2 separate regions of the Homo sapiens genome follow, and region 2 is linked to region 1. A link is an interaction called in ENCODE POLR2A ChIA-PET data of the cell type or tissue named here. Cell type or tissue: B cell. All regions are shown on one strand. Links, peaks and the distances in the headings refer to the core of each region. The heading gives the core; the rest is flanking DNA.

Region 1 (4,405 bases), core at 91-4,090:
TCTCTGCCATATTCTGAGCTTAGTAAACTTGAGAGTGTTGAATTAATTTAGATTAATGTAGCTGATTGGTAAATTCTGATCTTTGTGGTAGGGCTTGCTTCTACTTGTTTATATTAAAAAGGTAATGCAGAACTTAGGCCTGGCGTGGTGGCTCACACCTGTTATTCCAGCAGTTTAAGAGACCAAGGCGGGTGGATCGCTTGTGCTTAGGAGTTTGAGACCAGCCTGGGCAACGTGGCGAAACCTTGTCTCTACAAAAAATACAAAAGTTAGCCGGGCATGGTGGCACATACCTGCAGTCCCAGCTACACGGAACGCTGAGGTGGGAGGATCCCTTGAGCCCAGGAGGCAGAGGCTGCAGTGAGCTGAGATCGCGCCACTGCACTCCAGCCAGGACGACAGTACAAGATCTTGTCTCAAAAAAAAAAAAAAAAAAAAAAAAAAAGCAGAACTTAAAACATAAAATTGCTACATATTTATATAGATGAAATCACTAAGATTTTTACCTATATACAAACCTAACAGAATATGGACGCTTACTGCTTTGTACTTCTTTATTCACTGGAATTAAGTAAAATTCTCTTTCCATTTTGGCCAGTGAAATCAACTCTTGCAGGGTTACTTTTGCTTTTAATACTAACCAATTAAATTCTAGAGCCTAGGCTTAAAAATGCAAATCTTTATAATAAAAAGAGACTAAGATAGAGGTGAAGGAGATGTCCCTTTAGAGCAGTAGAGGAAGAGTTATGGTTCTATTTCATTGAACTACCTCAAATAATCTACTTTGATGAGGTGTTAAATTAAGAACATTCATAAGAACATCAATCTTGTTTTCCTGTGCAATATGAAAACTTGTGTGAATATTTATAGGCTAGCAACTTGTTTTTCTTTTCTCTGTTCTTGGAGGTATAATTTGAACAACAGGGCCTTGTAAAAGTCTTAAGACTTTTGAAATTGTTAAATACTGCAAAGATAACCTTCAAAGAGAAGTGTGTAATCCTGATTGGCTGTCTTCTAGATAGTTTGTTGCCTTGGTGATAACACTAATTTACATGTCTGAATTCCTAAACAACCTAAAAACTTGTATCTTTGCTCTGTAAAGTCAGAAGAGAATCATTGGCACATTTCTCTTTTCCCGTATGAATAATGGAGAGAAACAAATTCCTGTTACACTGGTTGATTTCTTATTTTAATAAAGATTTAACAAAGGAAATTGCCTTTGTGTGTGTGTGAAAATTTAGTATCTAATATCCTTATCTTTGGGAATTCATGTAATTCTTTTTCTCAAGTTATTTAACAGTGTTCTTCTTTTTTCTACATAGACTGTCCTTCATCTACTTGGATTCAGTTCCAAGACAGTTGTTACATTTTTCTCCAAGAAGCCATCAAAGTAGAAAGCATAGAGGATGTCAGAAATCAGTGTACTGACCATGGTAAAAGGCTTATTCTTTTCTGTTTGTTTTTTCACAAATTAGTGAACAGTGTTCATTAATTTCTTTAAAAATTGATTTTGTCACATCTGACTTTTAACTGGGTCCTGAGATTTAATGTACAACTTTTATTTGACAACACACAAGCTACAGGCAGTGGAATTGGGTATATATTTAATCCTGGAGTTGGAAGACAGTTGTTGGACAATATTGTCCAAAGCAGGGTCTATTTAACATGCATATCCTGTGCCAGGCACTGTGCTTAAGCACCTCATATACTTTACCTGGCTTTATCATAACAAACCTATCAAGTAGTGTATTATTATCATTTTATTGAGAGATGAAATTAACTTCAGTTATTTGTTCAAGCTTACACAGGAAATAATTGACAAAGCCAGGATTTTAACCCAGATCTGTTGGATTTTAGGCTTAGAGTTCTTAATCACTTAGTTATTCTGCCTGGAAAGTGCTGAAGTCAGATTACATAGGACCATGAAGTAAGACTGTAGTAAAGAAGAGTACATTAAGGAAAAATTATAAAAAGGCTATTTGCTAGACCATACACTCAGTGTTCTCTAGGAAATAGATTTATAACATCACATTGTAAAATATTTGAAGTGTCTTTTTTTTTTTTTTTGAGACAGGGTCTTGCTGTGTCCCCCAGGCTTGAGTGCAGTGGCATGATCATAGCTCACTACAGCCTTGAACTCCTGGGTTCAAGTGATCCTCCCATGTCAGCCCCCTGAATAGACAGGACTACAGGCGTGCGCTAGCTATTTTATCTGTTTGTTTGTAGAGACAGGGTTTCACTATGTTGCCCAGGCTGGTCTGAAACTCTTGGCCTCAAGTGATCCTCTCACCTTGGCCTTCCAAGGTGCTGGGATTACAGGTGTGAGCCACTGCATCCAGCCAAAAAAATGTCTTTTTTTTTTTTTTTTTTTTTTTTTGTGAGATGGAGTCTCGCTCTGTCGCCTAGGCTGGAGTGCAGTGGCGTGATCTCGGCTCACTGCAAGCTGCGCCTCCCGGGTTCACGCCATTCTCCTGCCTCAGCCTCCCGAGTAGCTGGGATTACCAGCGCCCACCAATAGGCCCGGCTAATTTTTTGTGTTTTTAGTAGAGACGGGGTTTCACTGTTGGCCAGGATGGTCTCGTCTCCTGACCTTGTGATCAGGATCAAGTGATTCTCCTGCCTCAGCCTCCCGAGTAGCTGAGATTACAGGGGTGCATCACCACACCTGGCTAATTTTTTGTATTTTTAGTAGAAACAAGGTTTCACCACGTTAACCAGGCTGGTGCCGAACTCCTGAGGTCAGGCAATCCACCTGCCTCAGCCTCCCAAAGTGCTGGGATTACAGGTGTGAGCCACCATGCCCAGCCTAAAGGTGCTTTTTATTACTGTTATATTCTTCAACAATAACATTTGGAAGAATGTATCAAATTGTACTAGGGATACCTTAATCAAAATCATATACATTTATTATAGAAGGAATAAATGTAAACACCAAAGTTATTAATCTTATTAAAGCGCCACATAGTACTTAATACATATATGTTGTTTCCCTTTGAAAAAGTCTTACATGAACATTGGCTCTGTGAAAACAAGACGAAATTTCCAACATGCCAATATGGTTTTATTTCAAGGCAGTTGAAATAAAATAATAGCAATTTTGCTGGTCTTAGAATATTTTTAAAACAAGTTTTCCCCTGCAACTATTTTCTTTCCTTTCTTCCTTTTTCTTCTTCCTCTTTTCTTTCTTTCTCTCTCTTTTCATTTGTTCTTTCTTTCTTTCCCTTTTTTTTTTTTAATGGAGTCTCAGTCTGTTGCCCAGGCTGGAGTGCAGTGGTGTGATCTCAGCTCATTGCAACCTCTACCTCCTGGGTTCAAGCAATTCTCCTGCCTCAGCCTCCTGAGTAGCTGGGATTACAGGTGGGTGCCACCAGACCCAACTAATTTTATTTTATTTTATTTTTTTTTGGTAGGGACAGGATTTCGTCATGTTGGCCAGGCTGGTCTCAAACTCCTGACCTCAGGTGATCCACCCGCCTCAGCCTCCCAAAGTGCTGGGATTACAGGCATGAGCCACCACGCCCAGCCCCTACAACTATTTTCCATCCCTTAAAAAAAATTATGTAAAGTATACTGAGACATAAACATAATTTCAATGACATAAATCATATTAGAGGCTGAGAGCCAAGACATGTCCCTGTAACCTTATTAGCTTGTATGAACTGTAAGATCAAAGTTTATTGTCCAGCTCTAATATATATAGAAAGTTAAGCAACTATTTATTATTTTTATGTACCTAGTGATTTTCACTGATTCTGGAATATGCTGACTTTTTTTCTCTTTAAAATAATTTCAGGAGCGGACATGATAAGCATACATAATGAAGAAGAAAATGCTTTTATACTGGATACTTTGAAAAAGCAATGGAAAGGCCCAGATGATATCCTACTAGGCATGTTTTATGACACAGATGGTAAGTGATATTTACCTCGTGGGACGTGACTTTGTTGTTCTTTTTTTAATGTAGCAAAACTGATGGCTTTTCAATTCTCTGGTTCAAGTTGATGATTCCTGTGGCCTCCAGGTGTTAAATTTTCAGTGTGCACCTATGATCATACCACAGCTTGTATCTGCATAGCTCAATGAGTTACACAGATGAAAGCCACAGTTGATTCTTGTCTGGATTAAAATGTGGCTCTAAGGCTCAGTATTTTTGTAATATAGCATGATCATAAAGGTAAGTATTAGTGTCTGCAACTAATAGGCTAAGGATAGACTAAATTATCACGGTTCTATTATATAAACATATTTATCATTACTGTAGACAAAGTACATATGTACAAATATAAAAGTACATATGTAAACATTTTCAAATGAAATGAAATTACTAAGGTTACTATTAATATTTAACTATTTTTCTTGACTTTTTTCCCATGAGAATATTATACATGTATATATTTTTGCGAAA
Region 2 (4,373 bases), core at 1-4,000, 54 kb after region 1:
ATTTAAAATGAGACTAGGTTCCGCTGAGCTGCAGTTTAAAATAAAATAGAGACCAGGTAAACAGTTCATATAAAGTCAATTAAGAAATGGGTAGTAGATATGAGCATTTTCATTTTTTGTTTTGTTTTGTTTTTTACTTCAGTCTTGCTCTGAATATCTTAAAGAATGCTTACTACTGTGTACGAACATTTTTATGAGACTTTGTCATATATCAGATCACATAACATATAAATATATAAATACTTAACACAAAGAAATTTTCAAAGGATTCTTTTAGATTACCTCAACATCAGACTTTTGCAAATCAAACATTAATTATAACATTCAGCCAAAAATGCAATGAGCTTAAATTTGCTACAATGATAAGCCATTTCAAAAGCCAAAGAACTAGCCAGGCATGGTGGGCATGTGCCTATAATCTCAGCTACTCAGGAGAATGAGGTGGGAGAGTCATTTGAGCCAGAGTTTGAGACCAGTCTGGGCAACATAGCAAAACCCTGTTTCAAACAAAACAAAAAGCTTGTGGTCCTAACGAAAACTAGCTACATAAGAGTAGATGGACATACCAATACAAACTCATTACTCACCATAAAAATCAAATTTAAAAATTCATGTAAAAGACTTTTAGCACTTTCATAAAAAGATAACCTGTTAATTTAAAAATTATTCAACATTCAAAGCAAAATATTTAGAAGTTATAATCTCACAGAAAAACACTTAACATTTGTTATTTCACCACTGCTTTGTGTATATGCAGAGAAAAGTCAGATGAATCAGTGTGATCTTAGAGGGAAAGGAGGTACAGTTTTTGTTCCTCTGACAAAGCCATTCACATTGATTGACCAGTTTAGTTAAATTTATACTTATGTTTTTACGTACAAGGTTTTCCAAGTCTTTGGAAAGCATTTTTTTTTTTTTGAGATGGAGTCTCACTCTGTCACCCAGGCTGGAGTGCAGTCTCATGATCTCAGCTCACTGCAACCTCCACCTCCTGGGTTCAAGCAATCCTCCCTCTTCGGCCTCCCAAGTAGCTGGGATTACAGGTGTGTGCCACCATGTCCAGCTAATTTTTTTGTATTTTTAGTCGAGACGGGGTTTCGTCATGTTGGCCAGGCTGGTCTCGAACTCCTGACCTCAAATGATCTGCCAGTCTCAGCCTGCCAAAGTGCTGGGATTACAGGCGTGAGCCACCGTTCCCAGCGCAAAAGTATGATTTTATATGAGGTTACAATCTGTTATCCATAATTCTGAAGTCCAAAAAGTTTGAAAAATGTTATTCATTTTGCTACATATATATTGGTTTTGATTACAGGATGCCTCAGATCCAGCTAACACATTTTTTAAATACCCCCAAAAGAGTGGCCCTAGGGATTTTGAAAAAGGCTGTATACATATATTCCAAATAAAAATGTTACCTGATATTCAGAATCCAATCTAAATGAAGAGTCTCTTGAGTGATAGGTATCATTTAAACTACTTCCTCTGCTTCCAGACATCATCCTAGCACTTAAGGAGCTGGAAGGTTGAACAGAAATTCTTCTTGGAATCCTTGAAGGTTTAGACTCCATTCTTAAAGATTTTTCTGTGAAATAAAAATTTTCATTAATTGCCTTTGGGAAAATATGAAAGCCTTTAATGCTTAATCCTCCTTAATCATCAGCTCAAATAAAAAATTAACCATACAAATTAACCATATCTGACAACGTAAATTGTGAAATGATCACCACTTCTCTTCCGCAAAGCAGAAGTTCATCAAAGGTTTCCTATCGTCCATAAAAGGAAGCAAACAAACATGGTAAAAGTGGAATGAAGAACTCTGAGGTCTGTTGTTTCCAAAATCTGGGCTCTTTTCCTTACTCAATTTTGTCTATTACATATTCTACATGAATTTGTCCTTGACTCTCTTGGTATTCTCTATTTTTAGTGTTCAATGATCATACCTGTTGTACTATTTGCATACCCCTTAACACACTATGTTCTTACAAACCTTTATATGTGCCTGGAAAGTCTATACATTCCCCACCCAATTCTTGGTCATCTGTTTAAACACAAGTACCTTTCTTCTCTGTATATGTTTCTACTTCATACATACTTTTGATACTACTATGCATTGTAATTTGTTTACCTTTCTATTTCCCCATCTCAACAATGAATTTTCTAGGTCAGAATCATTTAAAGTATTTTAAAATCACTGCCTGGGATACAATAGGTACTCAATAAACACAAGTAAGAATGAATGAACTTTCTTTTTATTTACCACTCATAGGATCTCTTAATTATAACAAAAATAATAGCAATAGCTGATATTTATTAAGTATTATATGCAAGGTCTGACAGTAAAGACCTTCTGATTATCTGTTAGTTCACTGACTCTCCAGACCAACCCTGTGAGACAGGTACTATATTATCTCCACTTTATAAATAAGAAAACAGGCACTGAGAGGTTAAGCAATTTGCACATGATCACACAGCTAATAAAGTGTTTCTCAAAATGTTTTCAAAGATTGTTTATGGTACTATTGGAAAGTAACATTTTAAGTAAAAAGGTCAATCTATAAAACTACACATACAGTATGATTCTATTTATGCAAATAAAATGAATAAAACTTCTAAGAAAAAAACAAAATGTTATTTTGTGGAACTGAGTGCTTTCCACTTTATAGATTAATAATTTCCAAGTTTTCCTCACTAAACATTTCTAAACCCACGACGAAAGTAATGATTACCTATGCCTGATTATTAAATACGTATAAACGGAATCATACAATAAGTACTCTTTTGTGTCCAACTTCATTTGCTCAACACTATATTTGTGAGATTCATCTGTGTTGTTGCATGCAGTCTTCAGTTCACTCTAATTTCTTTACATAGCATTCCACCATATGGCACACAATTTATTTTCCCATTCTACCATGAATGTACGCTAGATTGTTTCCACTTGGGAGTTGTAACAGTGCTACTATAAGCACGTTACTACTATAATTTAAAAAGCTTTTTTTTTCTGAGACGGAGTCTCACTCTGTTGCCCAGGCTAGAGTGAAGTGGCACGATCTCGGCTCACTGGAAGCTCCACCTCCTGGGTTCACGCCATTGTCCCGCCTCAGCCTCCCAAGGAGCTGGGACTACAGGCTCCCGCCACCACGCCCAGCTAATTTTTTTGTATTTTTAGTAGAGACGGGGTTTCACCATGTTAACCAGGATGGTCTCGATCTCCTGACTTCGTGATCTGCCCGCCTCGGCCTCCCAAAGTGCTGGGATTACAGGCATGAGCCACCGTGCCCAGCCTTAAAAAGCTTTTAAAATATTCTGAGGCAAGGATTTACAAGGCCTCTGACTGTATCTCATATAAGTGGAATCATACAATATTTGTCTTTTCGTGATTGGCAAATTTATTTCCCTTACCCTAATGTTCTCAAAGTTCATCTATATTGTACCATATGCCAGAATTTCCTTCCTTTTTTAAGGCTGAATATTATTGTATTGTATGCATAGTTATGCATCACTCAAGAACAGGAATATATTCTAAGAAATGCGTCTTTAGGTGATTTCTTCACTGTGCAAAAATAATAGTGTACATACACAAACCTAGATGGTATAGTCTAATACCTGGATTATATAGTATAACCTATTGTTTCTAGGCAGCAAATCTTTACAGCATGTTCCTGTACTGAATACTGTAGACAAATGTAATTCAATGGTAAGTATTTATATAACTAAACAGAGAAAAGATACATTAAAAATAATTATAGTCAAATCATAGAGAAAGAAGATTGGTGGTTGGCAGGGGATGGGGAGTTGTTTAATGAGTATGAAATTTTGGTTTTACAAGATGAAAAGAATTATGGAGATAGATGATAGTGATGTTTGCACAACATTATGAATATATCCAATAATACTGAATTGTACACAAACATGGTTAAGATGGTAAAATTTTATGTTCTCTGTATTTTATCACAAAAAAATAACAACAGGTTGGGGGTAATGGTGCATGTGGCTGGAAAGCAAGTTGTTAAATTAAAACCTGTATCTGGCCGGGGGCGGTGGCTCATGCCTGTAATCCCAGCACTTTGGGAGGCTGAGGCAGGCGGATCACAAGGTCAGGAGATCAAGACCATCCTGGCTAACACAGTGAAACCCCGTCTCCACTAAAATTACAAAAAATTAGCCGGCCGTGGTAGCGGGCGCCTGTAGTCCCAGCTACTTAGGGGGCTGACGCAGGAGAATGGCGTGAACCCGGGAGGCGGAGCTTGCAGTGAGCAGAGATCGTGCCACTGCACTCTGGCCTGGGTGCAAGAGCGAGACTCGGTATCAAAAAACAAAACAAAACAAAACAAAACAAAACAAAACAAAACAAAACAAAACAAAACAAAACC

The links. ChIA-PET counts read pairs that join two places held together with the same protein. Peaks named below come from ENCODE experiments on the same cell type or tissue, not always from the same donor. Only the 100,000 strongest peaks of a DNase experiment are listed, where the experiment ranks them.
Region 2: POLR2A ChIA-PET joins it to region 1 with 7 read pairs; 9 of 35 experiments call an interaction of 5 or more read pairs at or near these places.

Annotation. Positions count from the first base shown.
Region 1 is chr2:159,780,387-159,784,791 of GRCh38, reverse strand. It overlaps LY75-CD302 (LY75-CD302 readthrough), which reads left to right. Exons shown (of 38, transcript NM_001198760.1): 34 at 1,323-1,433; 35 at 3,794-3,910. It overlaps CD302 (CD302 molecule), which reads left to right. Exons shown (of 6, transcript NM_014880.5): 2 at 1,323-1,433; 3 at 3,794-3,910. Among named protein-coding and RNA genes, the nearest start is that of CD302, 16 kb to the left of the region's middle. In B cell, for the core only: no CTCF peak of the experiment used is centred there; no DNase peak of the experiment used is centred there.
Region 2 is chr2:159,726,218-159,730,590 of GRCh38, reverse strand. It overlaps MARCHF7 (membrane associated ring-CH-type finger 7), which reads right to left. Exons shown (of 12, transcript NM_001282805.2): 4 at 1,416-1,582. The coding sequence starts at 1,568. Among named protein-coding and RNA genes, the nearest start is that of MARCHF7, 16 kb to the right of the region's middle. In B cell, for the core only: no CTCF peak of the experiment used is centred there; no DNase peak of the experiment used is centred there; H3K27ac peaks cover 742 bases.